Regions from separate parts of the Homo sapiens genome. Here regions 1, 2, 4, 5 and 6 are each linked to region 3. A link is a loop called in an ENCODE intact Hi-C map of the cell type or tissue named here. Cell type or tissue: GM12878. All regions are shown on one strand. Region 1 has its middle 26 kb from the start of CSTA. Region 2 has its middle 27 kb from the start of MIX23. Region 3 overlaps CD86 (CD86 molecule). Region 4 overlaps EAF2 (ELL associated factor 2). Region 5 overlaps CASR (calcium sensing receptor). Region 6 overlaps ILDR1 (immunoglobulin like domain containing receptor 1).

Region 1 (4,000 bases), 200 kb after region 3:
CACCACTGCACTCCAGCCTGGGCGACAGAGCAAGACTCCGTCCAGAGCAAGGCTCCGTCTCAAAAAAAAATGCCATTCTATAATAAAAAAAAAATCCCTTTAATGCCTCTTTTATTAAACTCTCTTGAACAGGGTTCAATATAGTATCACCTTTTACCAAATTCCAGTGCAAAACAAACAAACATTTCAGATGGCAGTGTACTAAAGGATTCTTGCGAGTAACTCGCAGTATAATTTTTGTCAGGTCACTTACTGTGGTAGGCAGAATAATGGCCTCCAAATATGTCTATGTCCTAATCCCTGGAACCTGTAACTATGTTCTGTGGCAAAGGGGAATTAGGTTGCATATGGAATTATGATCACTAATCAGATGACCTTGAGATAGGAAAAGTATCCAGGTGGGCTGGATCACAAGGGTCCTTATAAGTGGAAGAGGGAGGCAGGAGAGTCAGGGTCAGAGTCAGAGAGAGATTTTAAGATGGTAGAAGTGACGAGAAGCCAAGGAACACAGGTGGCCTCTGAAAGCTAGAAACAGCAAGGAGCAGATTTTCCCTTAAACTTTCCAGAAAGAAATGCCAGTACCTTTAACTCAGTGAGATCCATTTTGGACTTCCAACCTCCAGAACTATAAGGTAACAAATTTGTGTTGTTTTAAGCCACTAATTTGCAGTCATCTGTTACAACAGCAATAGAACAGACACCTTCACACTTGCCCTTTCTAGGCCTCAGTTTTCTAATGTGTCCACTGGGGGAGGCAGGGGTGGTTCTGCTCTGACATTCTATGGTTGCGAGTCTTCCTGAACCGTGAAAGAATCAGGTCTTTCTCAGACCACAAAGATTTTGTGTGTTCAAACCACTGCAACTTCTGAAAACTTTCACATGGTAATAGGAATTGGTTGTCATAAAATTCATTTGACAATATGATGTTAGGATTAAATGACACTACAGAGAAAAATCAGACAAATCCAACATACTGAAATTCTTTCTATAGGACAACTGTTCTGGTCTCATCAAAAGGTCAGTATCTAGGTAGGTAGGTAGATAGATAGATAGATAGATAGATAGATAGATAGATAGATAGATAGATACACACACACATACATGGCACACATATATGGCATTTCTAATACACAAGTCTAAAGAGATATAGCAACCAAATATAATTATAACATTTGAATTAAAGAAAAATTTGGGAAATGTGAATTTGAACTGATTTTTAGATAAAATTGAGGAAGTATTGTTAGTTTTCCTAGGGGTGATAATGTGGTTATGTAACAAAATGTCGTTATATTTAGGGGATGAATGCCAAACAGTTTTGAGGTAACTGGTCACAATATCTGCAACTCAATTTTAAATGTTTTATACAAAAAAATAGACACAGATATATGTTAAAATATATGGCAAGATGCTCATAATTATGTAATCTGAGTGGTGATATAGAGGTGTTTGCTACACTGTTTCTGAATGTTTAGAAATTTGGTAACAAAAAGTTGGGGGATTTGTTTTTAAAAACTCTTTACAAATGTTTGTTAAACTTTTGCTCAGAAACTTTACATTTTGGATTCAAGATGCTCCCTTTGTATAGAACTGTTTAAAGCTATTTTGTAGCAACTCAGATTTGTGGCAAGATAACTACCACCTTATGTAAAATAGTTTAGATAAGTTTCCAGTCAAAAAGCTCATGGGAAAAAAAGTGATGTTCTTCTATGAATCAGTGGGAAATTACTGCCCTCTCATTGAAGAAAGCCTCACTTGGTGGAATGGGGATTTTTAGTCTGAGCAGGTCAGAGATTTTCATTTCTTGATTTTGCCAACAGAAGGGATAAAAGTGAAACTCTGAATATGATAAATAGAAAATTATTGCCAAGTAAAAGAAGGCAGGCACAAAAATTATTCCCTAAACACCAACATCCTACAACCAGTAGCAGAAGGAGGCTGCAAGAAATTTGTGTTTCTAAGTCTGACTAAAGTCCCAGAGCTGCGCCAGTCATTTTCTACGGACATACAAGAGAACACCAGAGAAAAAAATTAAACAGTATCATTCTAGTAAGCCCAGAGACAAGAACAGGATTAGCTAGAGATAGAATGAAAAATACTTTTATATAGTTTGCCTTTTTGACTTGAGAAAATATGACTAGTCAATACTGATTTCTATTTATATTAAAATAATTCTTAATATAAATATATTAGATATTATTAAAATAAGTAATATAAATATATTAGATATTAAGTACTAAAATAATACTTAATGATTAAAAGTTTTTATTAAAATGGTTAGTTTTTAATTTTTATTTGAAAATATATAGTTTAAATCTACAATGGAATTCATACAGAAAATTATAATTTGATCATATTGTGGATGACAGAGCCAAGATATCTGCTACCACCTGGTGGAGCATAACTGAATTGCAGTAAAAGCCTGAGATGAGAGGGTAGGAGAGATTGTCAACATCTAGCTTAAAGAAATCCCACCTAGGCCGGGTGCAGTGGCTCACGCCTGTAATCCCAACACTTTGGAAGGCCGAGTTGGGCGGATCGCCTGAGGTCAAGAGTTTGAGACCAACCTGGCCAAAATGGTGAACCCCCGTCTCTACTAAAAAAAAATCAAAAAAATTAGCCGGACATGGTAGCAGGTGTTCGTAATCCCAGCTACTCAGGAGGCTGAGGCAGGAAAATTGCTTGAACCTCGGAGGCGGAGGTTGCAGTGAGCCAAGGTCGCACCACTGCACTCTAGCCTGGGCGACAGAGTGAGACTCCTTCTCAAAAATAAATAAATAAATAAAAATCCTACCTAAGTCTTCATTCCAGAATCTTTATTTCTTATATTAATGCACAAAAATTTGACGTCTTCCATTATGGTTACCAAATATATCCAGTTTATTGAACATTGTGGGCTACAAACTCAAATAGTTTTACTTTCCTCCAGTTACTGCCTTTGACCAGGCTTTGCCAAATCTTTTTTCCCATCCCTTACCAGAATTTTGGGTAGAACCTACATCTTTCCAGTCATTTTCACTTATTAAAAAGAAGTCTTGTCTAGTGTAAAACTTGAGCTTTTGAGACTGAGTCACGCTCTGTCACCCAGGCTGCAGTGCAGTTGCATGATCTTGGCTCACTGCAACCTCTGACTCCTGGGTTCAAGCAATTCAGCCTCCCAAGTAGCTGGGATTACAGGGGTGTGCCACCACACCCTGCTCCCCACTAATTTTTTTTTTTTTTAGTAGAGACAAGTTTTTGCCATGTTTCCTAGGCTCATCTCAAACTCCTGGACTCAAGCAATCCTCCCTGCCCCCCGCCTGCCTTGGCCTCCCAATGTGCTAGGATTACAAGGTGTGAGCCACCATGCCCAGCCAAAACTTGAGTTTCTAATCCAATTTAAGGCTCACATTTTCTCCTCCCCATCACTCTGTCAAGAAAACTTTCTCTTAAGAGACTTAAGTGAGGAATGGCCAGGGTCTGTTTTTTCACTCATACCCACTTCCTTTTTCTGGGTCTGAAAGATGAAAGTGTCTCTCATTTATCTGGCCCCTTTTATAGGCCTCTCTTGGCTGCCTTTGCTTCTCTGGCTAAGACCAACAGGTTGCTAACATCAAATGACCAAGTAACATACACAGCAGCCAACTATTCACAAAGACAGGTCATTGCCTTTACCCCTGCCTATGTAGACAAAGAGTCAGAAACAAAGAAAGACCTGGTTGTTTGCTCAAGTTTCTGGTCACCTAAAGAGTGAGCCTAAGTCCTCAGGCCTCCCTGTTAGCTGGTCCTAGTTCCCTTTCTTAACAGTTTTTGTGGTAAGTAAATATAGATCATAGTAAATATAGATCATCAGTAAAGATAATAGGCAAAATAGAATAATATTACTTGAAATCAATTATTCGGCTCTGATATAAAAAAGACAAAACTAAACACTATTAACTTAGACAATTTATTTAAAAAGCATTATCCCAATAATGTATGTCATTAATGTACATCATTGGTTACTGAACCAACATATAATTTT
Region 2 (4,000 bases), 250 kb after region 3:
GGACACTGGCCAACTTAAGGTTTGGCAGTTCTTGGGTGAGCTGCCCAACCTTAGTCTAATCAACCTAATGCAGAATGGGTCAGCTGGGGGCACTCTTTCAGTAGGAGCTGTGGGTCAGTCTTCCTTAGAAAGGGCTCTGATGTAGCAGGCATCTGATCCACATGACAAATGGATGAATGGATGGATAAGTAGATAAAAAGCAGAAAGGTATATTAGATAGAGAGAGAGAGAGAGATAGACAGATAGATAAATAGATAGACAGACAGAGATACTTAGATAGACTGACCAGCATATTTGTCCTTAGAGAAGTAGGGAGAGATTGTGGGCTGAACAACTGAGCAAGGCGGGAACGGCATTCACGTGTTGAAATATTTTATTTTATTTTTATTATTATTATTTTTGAGATGGAGTCTCACTCTTTTGCCTGGGCTAGAGTTCAGTGGTGTGATCACACCTCACTGCAACCTCCGCCTCCTGGGCTCAAGCAATCCTCCCACCTCAGCCTCCAGAGTAGCTGGGACCACAGGCACACACCACCACACCTGGCTAATTTTTTTGTATTGTTGGTAGAGATGGGGTTTCACCATGTTGCCCAGGCTGGCCTTAAACTCCCAAGCTTAAGCAACCTGCCTGCCTTGGCCTCCCAAAGTGTTGAGATTATAGGTGTGAGCCACCGCACCCAGCCAACACGTTGCAATATGTTAAAGAGATCTGATCCCCACCCTTAGGAACCAAGTAATGGACAGGTCCTGGTTGGGCCAGCGATTAATGCTAAGTTTCCTTTTAGAGAAATAAGATAGATTTCTCCCAAATTCTTCCACACAATTCTGCCTATTTCTTCATGTAGGGCTTAGTATTCTCCAGAATTTTCCTATTAGAATCTGCCGTAAATTACTTAGAATGGAGCCTAATTTGTGGTAACCACTCAGCAAATGAGCGGTTATTATTATAATCTTCATTAATTGAACAAATATTTGAGCAGCATATTACTTGTGGGCTACATTTGGCTGCATGTAATAGAATCCCAAATATAGAGGTTTAACCAAATAGGGTAACCACCCCTGTTACATCCCCAAATGAACAGATAATAACATCTCACCACCTTCATATAATAACAAGTTTGAAGGCAGGTAGCCCAGGGCTGGAATGACAACACACAATTCCTTCTCCTTCTTTCTGTTCAGCCATGTTCAGACATGGTTTTCGTCTTCATCTTTCGTCTTTGTCACCACATAGGCAAATAGCCCTAATCCTTGTCACTTCTAGCCACCCTAACCACATTCGAGGTAGGAAGAAGGAGGAAAAGAGGAGGAAGGGACAGTTCTCTTCACACTGTAAACGTTTCTCAAAAATGCCCTAGCCTATCTCATTGGTCAGGATTGTCTGGCTGATACTTGGAGCTGCAGGGGAAGCTGGGCACAATGCTACCCTAAACAAAACCAGGATTCTATTGGTAAGGAAGAGAAAAATGAATATAGGGTAGGAAACTAGCAGTGTCTCATCCAGCTCAGACACTGAGAAGCACAGTGCCAGCCCTCAAAAACAGGTGGAGGAAAGAGATAAGCGAGGAACTGTAACAGTGTGATAAAGATCGTGATGGAGGTGTTATCGTGGATGTGCATAAAAGGGACACGTAACTTGTATTTGAGAGGTCAGGAAAGCCTTGCTGAAGGAAATGATAGCTGAGACCTGAAGCATGGATAGGAGTTGGCCAGGGAAGAGAGAGAATGCACAGATGTTCAGAGGTGAGACTGGGTCTTTTCTTGCAGCACAAAGAAGTTTAGTGGGGAACAGAGTGCACCATAGCGAGCAGTGAGGTTGGAGGTGAGCAGGAGACAGAGCATGGACTTCCTAAGCCACTTTAAGGAATTTGTACCTGTCTTCAAGGCACTAAGAAGCCACTGGGGGTGCTTTTTTTTTTTTTTTTTGAGACAGAGTCTCAAATCTGTCAAAAATCTGTCGCCCAGGCTGGAGTGCAGTGGCGCAATCTCAGCTCACTGCAACCTCCACCTCCTGGGTTTAAGCAATTCTCCTGCCTCAGCCCTCTGAGTAGCTTGGATTACAGGCGCCCGCCACCACGCCCAGCTAATTTTTGTATTTTTAGTAGAGACTGGGTTTCACCATGTTGGCCAGGCTGGTCTTGAACTCCTGACCTCAAGTGATCCACCCACCTTGGCCTCCCAAAGTGCTGGGATTACAGGCGTAAGCCACTGCGCCCGGCCAGCCACTGGGGGCTTTTAAGCAGGAGAAATTTTGCTTGCTGGTTTTTAAAACTGGAGTGGGAAAATCATTCAATCACAGCAATTATCTTTAAGTGCCAGTAGATTACCTATCCCTTCTTAATGCACCAGGAGATACACAAATGCACCTCAGCCAAGTCCTCTTCCCTTGGACAGGGGTGCCCCCAGCTGGCCATTGCATTCAGAAGCTGGAAGCCATGTTTGTCTAAACCTCTTTAGAGGTTGGGAATTTCCTTCCCAACGTAATTCTGTGGGATAAAATCAGGCTTGTCCTGGAAATGCTACCCCAATCAGGAGTGGTCACTTTCTATCTTCTTTATTCTTCAATGTTTATGCTCAATAATAAAGATTCTTTTTTAAGGGTCAATCAAGTTCATCAAGGGTACTCTACAAGCCTAAATACACACAGAAATCATGAGTAACCTAAGTAATCTCTAATATGTTTGATTAGATCACCTAACTCTAGATAGAATGTTCATTTTTCTTGATTTAAAAAGGGCTCACACATTTGATTAATCTCCCATTTTACAAGATGACAAGTTTATCACTCCTGGACACTGGCACATTAGCAGGGACTACTATAGCAGCACTGGGTACATTATCACTACATTTCCCAAACTGGTATCTTCAGTGTACAACTTATTATTAAAACAGGATCTTGCTCTGCCACCAAGGCTGGAAGGCAGTGGCACAATCATAGTTCACTGGAGCCTCAACCTCCTGGGTTCAAGAGATCTTCCCGTCTCAGCCTCATGAGTAGCTGGAACTACAGACAAGCACCATTTAAAAATTTTTTTTAAGAGACTGGGTCTCACTGTGTTGCCTGGGCTGGTCTCGAACTCCTGGGCTCTTGATCCTTCCGACTCAGCCTCCCAAAGTACTGGGATTGCAGACATGAACCACCACATGTAGTTCGGAGAACAACTTATAAAAGAATGACATATTAGAAAACACCCTTTTTATTACTGCACTTACTTGGTACATTTCAATCTCAAGTTAAAGCAACTTTTCAAAGACAAGGGCATTATATTTTCCAGTCAGCTGAAAACAGTCATTTGCAACCCACTCTCCATCCCATTCCTGATTTCCTTCTCTATTTTTTTTCATAGAACTTTATCACATTTTAGCATACCATATAACTTACTACTGTCTTCCTTCACCAAATATAAGCTCTTTAAAACCAGGTATTTTTGTTTTGCTGAGTGATGCAACAATAGTGGTTAATAGTGCCCAGGAAGGCATTTAAATATTTGTTAAAAGAATTTGCAAATGTATCATCATAGGTGTTTCTTCGTATGGCTGTCTTCTGTTCTGCCAAGGAAGGGCCAAACTCATCTGTGAATTTTCGCACCTTCTACTTCTTTTCTGTGTGTGTGAGTTGCTGAATCCTACCTTTCAGGCAACAAAAGCAAATCAACAAATTGTTCTAAGGCAGTAATTACACACAGGACCCTTTTCCAGCAGGCAAATCAACTTTCAAAAGCAATGTCATCCATCTTCCTTCATTAGTTGAGGCTCTAAATGCCATTCATCACACTAAACCTATTCATTTATACTGTCACTCCATGCTGCCGTCATTGCACATTTTTCATATGTTACACTGGAATGATTCAGGCACTCTACTAACATAATTGGATTAGCTAGATGGTATTTTGGCAGACCTGAAAATCTGGAAAGACTGTTAATGAATCCTTTCCAAGGATCTGAATTCCCTCCTGAGCAGCAGAATCAGGGAGATCTTTGTCTTTCTATTCTTGCAT
Region 3 (4,000 bases):
TGAGATCTGAAAAGAGCTCAAGCCTTGGCCATGGTGTGAAGTCACCAACAACCTTTGTCAGGGAGTTTCAGTAGAGAGGTGGGGGTGGGAGGCTGGGAATAAAGGCAGCAATTGCTGCTTACTCTTTCAGGGAGTTTGACTCCAAGGGAAAGAGAAACTAAAAGCAGTAGCACAAGGTTTGTGTTTGAAGTAATGGAGGTGAACCAGGTGAATAGCCTGGAGGCCGAGTGAAGTGAGACAGGACACTGCAGATTTGGAATGTCACCAGTCCGCACAACTGAATAATTTCCTCCAGAACTGCTCAATTGCCCAGTTGTAAGAACAGATATGTAGACCAAAAGTAGAGTGTCCCCAGGGTAAATTTTATAGAGACAAAGGGGTGTGTTTATTGAAGTTGTGGAAAGGAATAATTACAAAGACATACTATTGTTGCATTGTCCAATATAATAACCACTAGCCATATGTGACTACTTAAATTTCAATTAATTAAAATTAAATAAGATTAAAAATTCATCTTCTCAGTCATACTAGCTATGTATCAATTGCTCAATAGCCACAGGGGCTGGTGGCTATCATATTGTTCAGCACAGAGACAGAGCATTTCCATTATCACTAAGAGTTCTTGTGGAAAACACTGCACTACAGGGTCTGGATAAAGCTGAGGTCTTGATTAAGTTGAACAACAGTTGTAGAAGGAGTAAGCAAGAGCAAAACCTGGATGAATAGGAGGTTGTGGACGGAGATTAGTATATTGAGATTAAGATTCTAGGGACTGAGCTGCTCCAGGTGAAAAGTTTCAGGGTTATGTCATAAGAAGGTGGGGGGCAGCTGCTGAAATAGTCTGCGGGTGTAGACCTGTGGAGTTGACAAGATCAAAGAAATTTGAGGCAAGGTTGTTAGACTCATTCATGAAGAAGTCACCCAAATTGTTAGCAAGACCTTGCATCTAATGCCAAAATCCTCATTTAGCAAGGTGGTAGTGACTTAGTAGCTACAAGCAATGAGAAAGTCAGACACCTCAAAAGGGGAAGGTGTTGCTCAAAGTCCCCACAAAGTGTGATAAAACAAACAGTAGCTGGGGCTGGAGCAAGTGGCTTCCTTTGGGTGAAGCCAGATTTCACTGAAATAATAACCTCAGGGAAACAGTCAATGAAGGGGTTAAAGATGTGGGAGAGTTTCCTTGTAGTAAGTAATGGAATGAGGCTTTCAAAGGGCCAAGTAAAACTTTGGAGGAAGTTTAGTAAAAGAAGGAATTTTTTTTAGTACAGATAAGCATAGGAACATAAAGAAGAGATAATTCTTAAACATATAAGATATGCATTTGGGGATAGCAGCCAGGGAACACTGAAGTCCCAGTGGGGTCAGAGACTTCATAAGGCTAGCAAATTACAGTTTTTGAGTGGCATTCCAACAGTAGAGTGTATTGCTCAGGAAGTCCTTAATTATCCTTTGAAACAAATTCCTTCAGCTGATTACGAAGGCATCTAGCTGGATTCTTGAGCGACTTGTTCCTGACATCATAGCAACCCATTGTAACTAGACTTCGACCATTCCTCTTACCCAAGTGCTGGGGAAGGGAGAGATTCTCAATGCTTACCCACCTATGGAATCCCAGTAAGTCCAGTTGCTAGGTGGCTTGAGGTCTGGGGTCATAAAATGGAAGGCCTGAAGTCATTTGGTGATCACAGACCTTGAGCCAAACTTTCCCCATTTAGTCAGAGAAAGGATTAGCAGCATCCCCCATGCCTGGCTCTGTGTGAGATCATGGAAGCCAGTGGTTGGTGAGGTGCTATGGAGTATAAATTGCAAAATACTTTCAGTTCCACTCAGAATGGATTTCAAAGTGATTTCCACCCCATGGGGAGGAGAGGGAGTCTGAGGAGGGATGGATGGAAAAAAAATTTTCATGTCATTTTCTGTGATCCACTCTGGAGACAGAGGCAGAGATTCTCTACAACAGCTGCTCAAACTATAGCTCTTGTTAAAATGGAGGTTCTGAATCAGTAAGTCTTGGGTGGGGCCAGAGATTCCGTGTTTCAGACCAGCCCACATGTGACGTGAATCTCATTGGTCCATACATCACACTTTCAGTTGCTAGGTGAAGAAGGGAGCACTCGATGAGTGGAAGAGAAAGCCGTTGTAATCTTTGGGAGAAGGGGCCTGGGTCAGCGGAGTTAGACTGGTCTGTGAGTGGACAGAATGGATGGGAAGGAAAGAAGATACTGTGAGGCTCTACAGAAAAAAAAAAAAAAAAAAATATATATATATATATATATATATATATGTAAATCAAGAAGACAGAAGCAGCTAAAGACGAAGTCATTTCCAGGTCCAGAAGGCACAACTGACAGCTGAGTAATAACATAACATTGACTGTTAATTGGCAGAATTTTTAACTGTGTGTTTGGTTTCTCCATCAGGTCATCTGTCCTATATTACATGACAATTTAGACTAAAACCAGTATTTCCTCAGAGACAATGCTAGAAGCTTTTACAGTAGGGGGCACTCTTGCATTACATTAAGAGCTCAGCAAAGAAGATGCAGAAGCCTCAGGTTTGCCTTGTAAGGTGATTCATAAACACACTAAATCTTCCTTAGGTCTCCCTTTCACTGTCAGGGTACGCATATAGATTTTCCTTCCTCCCTCCAATACCGGTACGCATCCTCTACAGGTGGTGCATTTTATACCTCAAGTACTTCACAGGGTCCTAGTGAGTGTAGTGAAATAGGCAGTGATTCATATTTGTGCAAACTCCCACTGATGCCTGCTGTCTGCTTCCCTAAGAGTTCAAGACCACCACCAACCCCTTGATTATGTGTTCTCACTGGGCCACTCTGTACACAGTTTAGTTTGACAAGTGCATGTCACTGTTATCTGTCCTTCTATTCCCTCTTTCAAGAGAAACCACATCAATTTAATTACTCCCCCACTTAGAACTCTTCAAATGAAGCTCCTCTCATCTCTCTCATCAACCCATCTCCTCCCTTTCCTCCTCAATGTCAACATGCCTTCACATAAATCCTGAATGATGAAATTTTATTTAGAACTTACACTAACTTCCTCTCCAAGGTGGCATCTAACTTCATATTAAGTAAGAAACAGCCTTCCCACTCTCCACCCCCGCACTTCTCACCCACCACTGCTTACTTTTTTTTTTTTTTTTTTTTTTTTTTTGCCAAGTCTCAAGTAATTCTGTAACCTAGAAAAGGTCCTACACAAACCCCGTGATCATTCACATTTAAGTAGTTGGGTGGCCCACATCCTTCCCACAAACCCCAAAGTGTCCTCAAGGACTAAAGCCTTTCTCTCAACCCTTCCAGCATGATGTCTATGGTTGTAAAATTGTCCAGGGTCAGTGCATACTGGGAGCAGCAAGTTTGTGGTGCCTGGGGTTTCCCCAATACTCCCAAAGCACATCCTCACCTGCCCATCTATGATTCATTTTCAGCATTTCACTCATGTGCCTTAAATGGTCATTGACCACCACAATCCGAAAACAGCCATCAAATTTGCCCAGTTCTCTTTCTGATCTCTGAAAGAGCTTAGAGAGGTCACTGAAAATAAAGGCCTTGGTTCACTATCGAAGTCATTTCTAAAGCATTTGACATCCTTGGAAGTGCTGGCCATGGGAGCAGCAGTCATAGGGGAAGTTCTGTAAAGGGAGCTATTTGAATTTCAAAGATGTTACTCAACGTGATTCCCCAACTAATGAAGTATAATAAAGGGGGGCTATAATTTATTACCATTATCAGCAATCTTTTCACCATAGCAGACCAAGGAATATGTGGATGGGAGGGGAGGGGAAAGCTTTTGGTGATGGTGTAGAAGTTATGGAACCTGTAACAGCTACAGTGATGAAAACTAAAATTAAGGTTATAGGAAGGTAACTGGTGGGTGAATGGGTTGTCTAACTCTACTGGTTTTTCCCTGTCTTGCAATTTAAATTCACAGAACCACAGTACTAGAAAGACCCTTGGAACATTTAGTCAACCACTTCA
Region 4 (4,000 bases), 220 kb before region 3:
GTTTGGTAGAATTCAGTATTGAAGCCATCAGGTCCTGAACTTTTTTTTGATGGGAGACTTTTTATTACTGATTCAGTCTTATTACTTGTACTTGACCTGTTCATGTTTTCTATTTTTTCTTGGTTCAATCTTGGTAGGTGGTATATGTCCACAAATTTATCAATTATCATTAGGTTTTCCAATTGGTTATTTTTAAAAAATTAGTATTATTATTATTATTTTTTGGAGACAGAGTCTTACTCTGTTGCCCAGGCTGGAGTCCAGTGGCACAATCTCAACTCACTGCAACCTCTGCCTCCCAGGTTCAAGCAATTCTTCTGCCTCAGCCTCCCAAGTAGCTGGTACTACAGGCGCATGCTGCCACACCCGGCTAATTTTTTTGTATTTTAGTAGAGATGGGGTTTCATTGTGTTGCCCAGGCTGGTCTCGAACTCCTGAGCTCAGGCAATCCACCCACCTCAGTCTCCCAAAGTGCCGTGATTGCAGGTGTGAGCCAATGCACCCAGCCTTAATTATAATTTTATTAAAAAATTTATTCCAGTAAATTTGACATAGGAACGGATGGTTTTGTAGAAAAAGTATAATTTACCAAATCACAACCAAATAAGGGTCATCACAGAAATGTAAGAAATGTTAAACATATGAAATGGTATCAATCTAATTCACCACATTAACAGATTATAGAAGTAAACCCATATGATCATTTCAACAAATGAATAACTTGACAAAATTCAGTATTTATTAATTTGAAAACATGTACTTGAGGCTGGGCATGGTAGTTCACACTTGTAATCCCAGCACTTTGGGAGGACGAGGCAGGTGGGTCACTTGAGGCCAGGAGTTCAAGACCAGCCTGAGCAACATGATGAAACCCTGTCTCTACTAAAAATACAAAAATTAGCCAGGCATGCTGGTACACACCCATAATCCCAGCTACTCAGGAGGCTGAGGCATGAGAATTGCTCAAACCCAGGAGGTGGAGGTTACAGTAAGCTGAGATCATGTCACTGCACTCCAGCCTGAGGGACAGAGTGAGACTCTGTCTCAAAAAAAAAAAAAAAGTAAAATAAATAAAAACATTTACCAAAGGATGAATATAATAGGATTTTCTTAGCTTTATAAAAGTTAATTACCAAAAAACAGAACTCCTACAAACATCATACTAATAGAGACTTTAGGAGCATTCCCGTTAAATTCAGGAACAAGACAAAGAGGACTAATGTTATTTCTGTTGAGCACTCTATTGAATTTGCTAGCAAATACAATAAAACAAGTAAAAGAAATATGATATAAGAATTGGAAACAAGAAATAAAATACTCTTAATTTGTAGGAATGTAAATTATCTACATAGGAAATCCAAAAGAATCAGCAAACGATAGAACTAATAAAATAATTTGGAAAGATTACTAGATGCAAAAGATATATGCGAAAGTAAAGTCCGTAGTGTTTTTGTCTATCAGTAATAACCACTTGGGAGGTGGTGGTTTTTTTTTTTTAAGTAAAAATAGTGAAATTTCTTTTCCTGATGTATCTAAACTAGGAGTTTCCTAATGAAATAAACCATCTCTGACCATTACTGCAATCATCCCATTGCTCAGCTTTATGAGACCCAACACCCCCTTTTGTAACAGATATTTTTAATTCTCCTTTACTATTTTGAAATGAATTTCATAGCTTAATATAATCTGTGTACATACATCTTTGAAAAGCATTAATTTAATTTAATATAAAGGCAAAAGAAAAACAAATTTATAATAATATGTGTTCTAACTTTGTAAATGTTAAAGAATAGCTATATCAGAAGATACAATGAAGTAACCATGTTTTTGCAGTTACTTTTAATGCATAGATTTGGATTTAAGAAAAACAAAACAACATTCAACTCATATTATCAACAATTTTTCTTTTTATTTAACCTGTAGAAATAAGGACTAGAAAAGTATATGCATATATATTAAAAAATTGCGTCTACAGCTGCCTATACAGACAACTATTGTTATGCGTATTGCTGCTCCAAATACAATGAGCAGCATTGATGTTACTAATGTGTTGCCCCAAACTATTTTTAAAAGAAAATTTTTGAAAAGTTTTTAAAAAATACAAAACAAAATCATCTTCAGTTTACATGATAGCTGCATACTTGTAAGTTTCAATTAAATATGTGCAAAACAATACTTGGAATTTATGAAAATGTATTTCAGCTCTGGTTTTAAATTTATAAACAGATCTTCCAAGTACATATTCCACCCGACTTTCAAAAATTTCACAGAATGTAGAAGAGTTCTTTATTGTGCAAGACTGGTTCATCCATTGCAAGACATTTAGCATTCCTAAACTCCCCTCCCACTAAATGCTATTAGCAATCTACAGCCAACAGGACAAGCAACCCCTCATGTAAATTTCTGTATCATCCCCTGGGGGGCAGTACTACTCTCAGTGATAACTATTGATTTAAATGCCTGAATATATTTCTATGGGTAAACTCTCTTTTTCTGAGTCATAATTACAGCTATGATTGAAAACATATTTTCTTTACTAAGCAACTCATAATCAAAGGCTAATCTTATATCTTCAAAACTTGACTGAATATTTCCTAACCTTGACAGCATAAAGTCTAGAAAGGCAAAATGGAACTCTGAGTACGTTTGGGTTTGTGTCGCTTGAAAAACTCATATTACAGGCATCATATAACATTCTTATGTCATATAATAGTTCTGTAAGTGGAAACTTAATCCTTGAAAATTATGAAATGCATCAGGCAAGGTGGCTCATGCCTGTAATCTCAGCACTTTGGGAGGCCAAGGCAGGTGATTCACCTGAGATCAGGAGTTCGAGACCAGCCTGGCCAACATGGTGAAACCCTGACTCTACTAAAAATACAAAAAAATTAGCCAGGCATGGTGGCGCATGCCTGTAATCCCAGCTACTCGGGAGGCTGAGGCAGGAGAATCACTTGAACCAGGGAGGCAGAGGGTGCAGTGAGCTGAGATAGCGCCACTGTGCTCTAGCCTGGGTGACAAGAGTGAAACTCCATCTCAAAAAAAAAAAAAAAAAGAAATGAAAGTGATGAGATGGTCATGAGAACCAGATGCACAGAAGAAGTTTTAGCAGATTTTCTTATTTATTTATTTATTTTTTTTTTTGAGAAGGAGTTTCACTCTGTCGCCAGGCTGGAGTGCAGTGGCGTGATCTCGGCTTACTGCAACCTCCACCTCCTAGGTTCAAGTGATTCTCCTGCCTCAGCCTCCCGAGTAGCTGGGACTACAGGCATGTGCCACCATGCCCAGCTAATTTTGTATTTTTAGTAGAGACGGGGTTTCACCATGTTGGCCAGGATGGTCTCAATCTCTTGACCTCATGATCCGCCCACCTCAGCCTCCCGAAGTGCTGGGATTACAGGCGTGAGCCACCGCGTGCCCGACCTCGCAGATTTCTTTATCAAATGATGTTATCAGTTCTGCAGTTCATGCAAAAGACTGAAACATCTTATAATTTATACGTGGCCTAAAAACTATTCTTCTTAAATTAGGTATTGATTTCAAAACATGCCAGCTTTTTTGATTGCGGATTAGTTAAAAAATATAAGAATTTTTTTAACCATTGTAATTTACTACCTAAGTGATTTCATTCAGTCTGTTTGCTTCAGATAAACCTGTACGATCAATGACTCTCAAATCTTTATTTCTAGGTCCAGCCTCTACCTTTAGCTCCAGACTTGTATATCCAACTGCCAGTACCATATATATTTGGGTATTTACTAGGTATCTCAAATTTACCACATGAAAATTGAACTTGTGATTTTTCTTCTACAACCATGTTCCTCTGGTGTTTCTCATCTCAGTAAATGATAACTCAGTAAATGATTTATCCAGTTGTTCACAACAAAAACCTTGGGGTCATTCTTCACTTCTTTCTCTTGTACCCTAAATTCAATGTTTTAATTAGTCCTATAAACTCTGTCTTCAAAGTACATTATGAATCTGACCACTTAGCCTCACC
Region 5 (4,000 bases), 160 kb after region 3:
TTATTGTCATTATTGCTCTCTGTCTCTGTGTGAGGCACCATGCTGAAGATTTTGCATAATTAGCTCATGTCATGATCTTCACAGTCACCCTATGAGGCAAGTGTCATCCTCCTTTTATTTTTATTTATTCATTTATTTTTGAGATGGAGTCTCACGCTATCACCCAGGCTGGAGTGCAGTGGCACAATCTCAGCTCACTGCAACTTCCATCTCCCAGATTCAAGCAATTCTCCTGCCTCAGCCTCCCCTGTAGCTGGGATTACAGACACCTGCCACCACACCTGGCTAATTTTTGTATTTTTAATAGAGACGGGGTTTCGCCATGTTTTTGGCCAGGCTGGTTTTGAACTCTGGACCTCAAGTGATCCACCCGCCTCGGCCTCCCGAAGTGCTGAGATTACAGGCGTGAGCCACCACGCCCGGCCATGTCATCCCCATTTTAACAGAGAGGGCTCTGTACAGAGCATGCCATGAAGCCAGAGAGTAGTAACAGTTCGATGATTCAAACCCAGCTTTGCCAGGTCTTTACTCTAAAGTCGTTGACTAGAAAGCTTCCCATTTTCTTCCACTTCTTCTTTCTTCCAGGTATAATTTCCGTGGGTTTCGCTGGTTACAGGCTATGATATTTGCCATAGAGGAGATAAACAGCAGCCCAGCCCTTCTTCCCAACTTGACGCTGGGATACAGGATATTTGACACTTGCAACACCGTTTCTAAGGCCTTGGAAGCCACCCTGAGTTTTGTTGCTCAAAACAAAATTGATTCTTTGAACCTTGATGAGTTCTGCAACTGCTCAGAGCACATTCCCTCTACGATTGCTGTGGTGGGAGCAACTGGCTCAGGCGTCTCCACGGCAGTGGCAAATCTGCTGGGGCTCTTCTACATTCCCCAGGTACTCAAGCCTTCTCAGGCGGGGCACTGGGAGCAGGATCAGAAGAAGCAGGCTTGGGGGTGCCATGCCCAATAGCCATACGGTTTACCATATTCCCATCTCTGGCACAAAAGACCTATGATTTAGTTGATATGCTGTATCATGACCATTTGGGATTTCTGAAACTCCAGTGTCCACAATATCAATGATACCTTCACTATGCTTCCAAAATTCTTTTAAATGTACCTTGCATAAAACTGTGTCTTTTTTTAAAAAGAGGCATTCAGTTATTTATTTCCCACTCTATTCCTTTAGTAAATTTTTTTTCCTTCTACTTTTACTAAAAGGAATCAGAGCATATGAGGTAAATCCCACCTCTCAAATCCAAAATATCTGTCCCGAATTCCATTTCCTGAAAAGTCTCGCTGCTCCACTGTCTCATTGAAACTTTAGCTCAGAGGGAAGCAGAGCATATTTTCTCACAAAACAGGAACTTAATCATTGTGTTGCACATTCCAGAAACGGAGAAAATTCTATTTCATTCAAAAAATATTTATTGAGCATATATGTATAAGCGGTCTCCACTTTGCGGGAACTTAGCCTAGGTGGAGAGATGGTTGCGTTTCCATTTACTAACAGTTTATTGAAGCAAGTGCTTTAATAAACATTCAGTGGTGCATTTTTTTCACCAAAAAAAGATAACAAATGTGAAGTGCCATTTTATAACCTGACATTTTCCTTCTTAACGCTATAGAGCAAAGCATTTTTCAGTTTAATATTTATAAATCTATGACATCATTTTATAATAGTGAAAAAATGGAAACAACCTAAATGTCTGTGGGTGGGAGAATCAGCTCAATTGTGATGCATCCTTACATCAAGTTTGAAATTAAACTATAAACTATACCTTAAATTTATTTTTTGAATGTTTAATATTTAAAATTTGTAAGAGTACCTTTGATAAATTTACATTTCTATGTTGGGAGGGCTCCTTTTTTTTTTTTTTTTTTTTGGTGATTGCCATTATCTCTTTATATACATGAGACAAGAGATAGTTTTGTCATCATTGACGGAATCCTTACTTCAGGGAATTAAAGGTGTTTCCCATGGGGAAGCCCTGGCTTTGTAACTTTTGTGCCAAAGTGATCTGACAAAGCCTGTATCAGTAAATGTGCTGCGTATATTCAAACTTAGATACACGTTAAAGTAAGTTATTGTTACCCCATGGCCAACAGGCTAAGATGTCAAGTAAAGAAAGAACATGAAAAGGGGAGGGGCGTGTTAATTCTTTGTGTTTTGGATGAAAGATAAGGTTAAGTTGAGTTTGAATTATAAAAGTGCTTTGATTATCAATCAAACCAATATAAGTCTATCTACAGTAGGGGTTCTCTGCCATGTCTGCCATGGCTACCTATTGGAATCACTTAGAGAGCTTTAAAAATACTGGTGCCTAAGTCCCACTCCGCAAAGATCAAGGTTTAATTGAGCTGAGATGCAGCCTAGGTGTCGGGAGGTTTTAACACTCTGGAAGTGATTCTAATGTGCAGCTGGGCTGGGAACCACTGCCCTGCCGGGTGAGGTCATGGACCCAGGGGTATTTCGTATGCCAGCCACGCCACCAAGTGGATGGAACAAGCAGACCAGCTAGACAAATTGCGGTTGGAACAGTTTTCTGAATCATTCTTGAAATTCTCCCCTCTTACAATAAAAAAAAGTTTTGTGTGTTTCTGAGGGGTTTTTTGGGGGGTTGGGGCACAAAATGGTATTTACCCCACTTTAGAGTTGCTTTTTAAAAACTTGGTAAACATTATAAATACGTTCCTTAAGAGAACATATCCATGAGGAATATTATTGTTTTTGATTTTTATTCCATTGAAGCCCTTTTGACCTATTTTTGAAAAACTCAAGAAGCAAGCAATAATGGATGGATTTTTTAAAATGGTAGGTTTTGTGTTTGCAAAAATCTGATTTAGAGGCCTATTGTTTGGGTCTGCTAACAGAATTCTCTGAAAAACAATAACATCTAAACAAATTACTTAATTTAACCACCTGCCTCATAAGTTCTGTGGTATTTCGAGAATACCTTATTCTGATAAGGGAAAAAATTATCAATTTTATACTATAACTTCTAAAATAAAAGCTCTTGTCAGAAAACAGTCATACTTACTTTTTAGTCAAGTTGGCCTAATTTTTTTACAGACCAACGCCTTTTATGTTTCTAATGTAGAAACTATCCATCAATAAGAAGAAACACATTGGAAATTTTTTTTTTTTTTTTTTTGAGATGGAGTCTGGCTCTGTCACCCAGGCTGGAGTGCAGTGGCAGGATCTCAGCTCACTGCAAGCTCTGCCTCCCGGGTTCACGCCATTCTCCTGCCTCAGCCTCCCGAGTAGCTGGGACTACAGGCGCCCGCCACCACGCCCGGCTAATTTTTTGTATTTTTAGTCGAGACGGGGTTTCACCGTGTTAGCCAGGATGGTCTGGAAATTTTTACTTAAAAATATTGGACATGGAAAATTAATTGTTTTAAATGGTGAAAGATATTAAAAAGGCATTCTCCCAAATACCTTTGACTTGTTTTCTTAAGAAGTTTAAAATCTCTCTGGAAAAACTAGAGAACACAAGATATTAAGCTACTTCATTTCCTAGAAGAAATTCCATTTGTGTAAAAATGTTTCGTTCTTCAGAAAAAATGGTCCCATAACTTGGAACTTCCTAAGTGGTGAGCCATGATGACACAGAGTGCTGCAAATGAGCTGAAGCCGGCCTCATCAAAGATGTGGATCTCCTCAAGTGTTGGGGTGACCAGGTGGGGCCTGAGTGGTCAGAGCACTCCCACCAGGGTTGATCAGCTTCCTCTGTTTGCTCCATGTGTTGCCATAATGTGAAAAGAAGTGGGAAAGCTCTGCACTAACTAATGCTTTACATGGTATTTGGCTACTTCTTCAAGCAACGATCTCTTAACATCAAGGGCAAGACTTTCTTCCCTTGGTAGTCCACACCCTTGCTCAGATGCAGAAGTGGCTATGTCTTAGAGAGTGCAAACATGTCAAGACAGCTTCTCCAGGGTTCCTGTTCAGCCTCTTAAGATTTTCAAGACCCATATCAAAAGCCTGTCAAGCAGGCTC
Region 6 (4,000 bases), 88 kb before region 3:
CTTGAGCTCATTCACACTCTCTCCAGGGGTCTGCCAGCCAGCCCCACAGCATCCTGTGCAGACCTCAAACGTCCACCCCCTGCCCTGTCTCTCTTTCTCTCTCTCTCTCTCTCTCTTTCACACACACACACACACACGGGAAGAGTCCCAGGAGAAGAGGTACTGAACAACCCAGCAAACTCTTCTCCCATATCTCAGTTGTTGCTGTGGGTCCTTAGCATCTATTATGCACCGGGTGATGTACATTCTTGGTCTCTAAATCTCACAAACCCCCTCAGCTAGGCAACAGCCCTGCTCATATAGGTGGGCAGAAGTTCAGCTCAGAGTATAAGCCACACCCCCACGTGTCCAACATCACATACCTAAAAAGTGTCAGCATCAGGATTTGAGCTTGGGCCTTGCTGACAACAAATCCCAATTTTTCCCAAGCAAGCAAGCTTGATCTTCCAAAGTAGAAGTCAGGCGCCAGGCTCTTAAAAAGCAGTCAGATTTTCCAGATTGGGAAGGAAAGGCAGTAGCAAGACAGTCCATCTCAAAGGCAAAAATCACCCACTTTCTTTTCCTATATCCTCTAACTTCTCTGTAAACCTAACCACACTGGGCATGCACAGAACTAAGCAGGTGGAGTTTTCAAGAAAGGACCCAAAGCAGCAAATCAGGCTGAAAATGTGAACAGGATCAAAAAAGAGAAACGTCCTGATTGTAGTCATCCTGGTTGCAACTTTGCTCTTTCAGGCTTACTACAAGTTTTCAAATTCTTAATTTTTTTTCTATTCTTAAAATTCCTTTATCCTGTGGAATTTTCTCCTCCCCAGTTCATTGACTCCTCATTTCCTAGCTGTCTCTATCATTTTCTCTCAAAAATGTTAATTCTAGAACCTGACTCCCTGAGTTCAGATTCTGTCTCCAATCCCTAACAGCTGAATGGTAATGTAATATAAACAGCAGTTTATTAAACACTCTAGTCAACATTAGTTGCTGGGGGTCAGAAAAGGGAATTTGGTTAGAGTCAGAAGTTGACCTAGCAAGTTATTTCCAAACTATTGTTTTCCTTTGTATGCAAAACTGAGATGAAGATAATACCTGCCTCAGAGGGTTGTGGTGAGCATAAAAAAATGTCCCCCATTTAGCAAAGAGCCTGGCACATATAGACATTCAACAAACCTAAGCTATCATTTGTATCATTTGTACTTATCTTGACTACTTCAGGAGTTCCAGATCCACTGAGACTAGCATGTAAAAGCATTTTGAAAAAATGATACAAATGTAAACTATCATGATTGTCTTCTCTTTGCAAAATGAGTTGGTGCCTCAAAAGCTTCAAAAGTTTCATAGCTTTGTACCCTGGTGGACTCATTCACAGCTTGCCAGGCTCTGTGAAAGAAGGGAAGGAGACCTGTCACATGGGTAGAAAGGAAACTTCAGATGAGATATCAGAGCTCATGGGAAGGAGAGAAGGGGAAGGGGATTCTCTGATTCCCGCCATCAGGTACTTTCCAAGGCCAGGCTGCTGTGCTGAGTGGGGACTACCATCCTACACTAAAACAGAAGGAAACACACCAACCAGGGCAGAGTATCTTTACAACTAAATGTCATCTGTTCCTAAATACATGCACATCTTTGCACATTTTTTTATTCCTCATTTCCTGTGTAGTATTAGATTTGGCAAGAAGGAGTTTTAGTTTGTAGAAGATACTCACACAGTATAGGAATACAGGTATATATTTTAAAATATTTTTAAAATTAAGAACTATTTTGAAGGACTAGATGGCACTTCCCCTCCTTTCCTATGAACAGGCCTGCTTGGAAGGGATGGTAGGCAGGAGGGTGAAGGCAGGTCTTTGCCGGCAAGGGGCAGTGGCCTGGGACTGACAGGAATTGATTCCTGAGTGTTTTTCAGGTATACAAGCACCCTGACTCCATGTGGCAGGTTAACAAAATGCACACAGGTTCAATGCTATCAGAGTTTATGGCTGAGCAGGCTATCTCACCAAGCATATTTACCATCAGTGCCTGTTACATTTCCTCAGATAACAGTGCAAATATGAGCGGAATCAAGGAGAAGAGGGACTAGCTATGAACAAGAAGGAGCAAGACAAGAAGTGACTAGCTATGGACAAGAAGAGACAAAGACAAGAGGGAGTGGTCACGAACAAGAAGGAAAGGATAGGGAGAGCAGAGAGAGGAGACCAGGAAAGCAGATGGGTGGGGAGCGGAATGATGTCTAGGTACTGTGTGTTTACCCAAGGTCTGGCATGCAACACTTAACAGTGCAGCACCCCGAGAAGGAAAGTGCTATGTGCTGAGCACTTACTATGTTGTTTGACACGGTATTGGGTGTTTTATTATACATTATCTCATTTAACCTTTGCAAGAAACTGATGAGATAAGCTTTACTTTCTCTCAATTTCATTGATGAGGAAAATTCTGAGAGATTAAGTAATCTGCTTAAGGCCACACAGCTAGAAAGTAGCAAAGCTGGATTTAAGCTTAGACCTCCACTACACTACCATGTCTTCTGGATAAGTTTTCTAAATGGTTGAGATTTAACCCTTTGAGGAATATTCACGCACTTAAGGGACATTCACAAATTTATTTTAATCATTTTGTACAGAAGCTCTTCTTCCTTTTTGTTTGTTAATACAAAATAAATAAGTGAGAAACTTCAAACAGTGGAGGGGGTATCAAGTAAAAAGTTCCTCCTTGCTCACCATGAATTCCACTTTCCAGAGGTACTGCTGTTGACAATTTGGTCTACATCCCTTCACATCTTTTCCTATGTTGTTTTTTTTAAATTAATCATATTATGTACATTGATTTGTGACTTTTTCTTCAAACTAATGATATATTGTATATCAGTATATGCAGATCTATTTTTTTTTAGTAACTGCATGAACATTTCACTCCATCAATGAGCCACTTTTATTTACACATTTTCCAAATTATGGACATTTAGGTTGTTTCTGACTTTTAAGTATTATAAGCAATGCTGGCATTAATTACTGAAATGAATATGATTATATAAGTACGTCTTCACATGCGTTCTTTTATTCCAGTAGAATATATATCTCAAAGTGAGTTAAAGGGAATAAACCTTTTCTATTCGAATAGATACTTCAGGAAAGAAATGTATATTCCCATAAATAGCCAGTGACAGTCCCATGTTTCACCACAACCTATTCAAAAGAGGAAAATATCAATCTTTAAATTTTTTTTTGATAAACTACTAAGTGAAATAAATAGCCACTCAGGTGGTTTGAACTTAACATCCTTTTGGTTACCGGGGGAGAGGCCAAGACCTGGTTGAGGGGCAGATGCTTGGGGTTTCCCAAAGTCATTCACCCAGGTTAGTGACTCATGTCTCCACACACTAATCTCAGAGCACATGCAAATTTAGGCATGACCAGAACACACACATTCATTCATTTATTGAGTACACACTCTGAGCCAGTCATTAGTAGAAAATAAGAGATACAGGTCCCTGCACTCTTGGAACTTGTGCTCCTGGTAGGAGAGTCAATGATAAACAAGTAAACACACAGACAAAGTAGTTCCTGTCATGGATGAGTTTTAAAGCATTGATCAGAAACTACGAGAGCATTGAATATTAAATCTTACTCCTGTACAATAAGGGACTAAAACAGACACATGTATCCAAATGCTCCTGATAGTTCTTCTTGGTTGTTTCAAGTTCTAAATCAAGCCCAAAATCTAAATCATCATCCTTCCATACAAACTTGGGCCTCTCCCACATTTCCCATCTCAGTGAATGGAAAAGACCAAAAACTAGGAAGGAATCATCCTGGTATCTTTTTTTCCTTTGCTCTTCATATACAGTCTGACATGGTTTGGCTGTGTCCCCACCCAAATCTCATCTTGAATTGTAGTTCCCATAATCCATATGTGTTGTTGGAGGGACCAGGTGGAGATAATTGAATCTTGGGGTGGTTTCCCCATTCTATTTTCATGATAGTGAGTTCTCACAAGATCCAGTGGTTTT

What was found. Peaks named below come from ENCODE experiments on the same cell type or tissue, not always from the same donor. Only the 100,000 strongest peaks of a DNase experiment are listed, where the experiment ranks them.
Region 1: a loop joins it to region 3, with 14 times the contacts of the local background. A loop is called at or near these places in 22 of 110 quality-filtered maps.
Region 2: it touches region 3 in a loop (12-fold over the local background); 19 of 110 quality-filtered maps call a loop at or near these places.
Region 4: a loop joins it to region 3, with 7 times the contacts of the local background. A loop is called at or near these places in 9 of 110 quality-filtered maps.
Region 5: it touches region 3 in a loop (8-fold over the local background); 45 of 110 quality-filtered maps call a loop at or near these places.
Region 6: it touches region 3 in a loop (2.5-fold over the local background); 3 of 110 quality-filtered maps call a loop at or near these places.

The regions. Positions count from the first base shown.
Region 1 is chr3:122,297,665-122,301,664 of GRCh38, forward strand. No RefSeq gene overlaps it. Among named protein-coding and RNA genes, the nearest start is that of CSTA, 26 kb to the right of the region's middle. In GM12878, CTCF peaks have their summits at 754 and 2,398 (motif pointing left); DNase peaks (open chromatin) are centred at 797, 1,777, 2,391 and 3,587; H3K4me3 peaks cover 681 bases; H3K27ac peaks cover 3,652 bases.
Region 2 is chr3:122,354,224-122,358,223 of GRCh38, forward strand. No RefSeq gene overlaps it. Among named protein-coding and RNA genes, the nearest start is that of MIX23, 27 kb to the right of the region's middle. In GM12878, a CTCF peak has its summit at 2,405 (motif pointing left); a DNase peak (open chromatin) is centred at 2,386.
Region 3 is chr3:122,099,258-122,103,257 of GRCh38, forward strand. The region is part of intron 2 of CD86 (CD86 molecule); the gene reads left to right. Among named protein-coding and RNA genes, the nearest start is that of CD86, 46 kb to the left of the region's middle. RefSeq lists an enhancer at 1,803-1,992. In GM12878, a CTCF peak has its summit at 2,488 (motif pointing right); DNase peaks (open chromatin) are centred at 2,057, 2,474 and 3,364; H3K4me3 peaks cover 497 bases; H3K27ac peaks cover 3,034 bases.
Region 4 is chr3:121,881,303-121,885,302 of GRCh38, forward strand. All of the region lies in intron 5 of EAF2 (ELL associated factor 2), which reads left to right. Among named protein-coding and RNA genes, the nearest start is that of SLC15A2, 11 kb to the right of the region's middle. In GM12878, a CTCF peak has its summit at 2,406 (motif pointing right); a DNase peak (open chromatin) is centred at 2,365.
Region 5 is chr3:122,256,496-122,260,495 of GRCh38, forward strand. It overlaps CASR (calcium sensing receptor), which reads left to right. Exons shown (of 7, transcript NM_000388.4): 3 at 586-892. Among named protein-coding and RNA genes, the nearest start is that of CSTA, 67 kb to the right of the region's middle. In GM12878, a CTCF peak has its summit at 2,483; a DNase peak (open chromatin) is centred at 2,462; H3K27ac peaks cover 400 bases.
Region 6 is chr3:122,011,560-122,015,559 of GRCh38, forward strand. All of the region lies in intron 1 of ILDR1 (immunoglobulin like domain containing receptor 1), which reads right to left. Among named protein-coding and RNA genes, the nearest start is that of ILDR1, 8.7 kb to the right of the region's middle. RefSeq lists enhancers at 1,286-1,335, 3,195-3,244. In GM12878, a CTCF peak has its summit at 1,945; DNase peaks (open chromatin) are centred at 1,448 and 3,402; H3K4me3 peaks cover 471 bases; H3K27ac peaks cover 3,894 bases.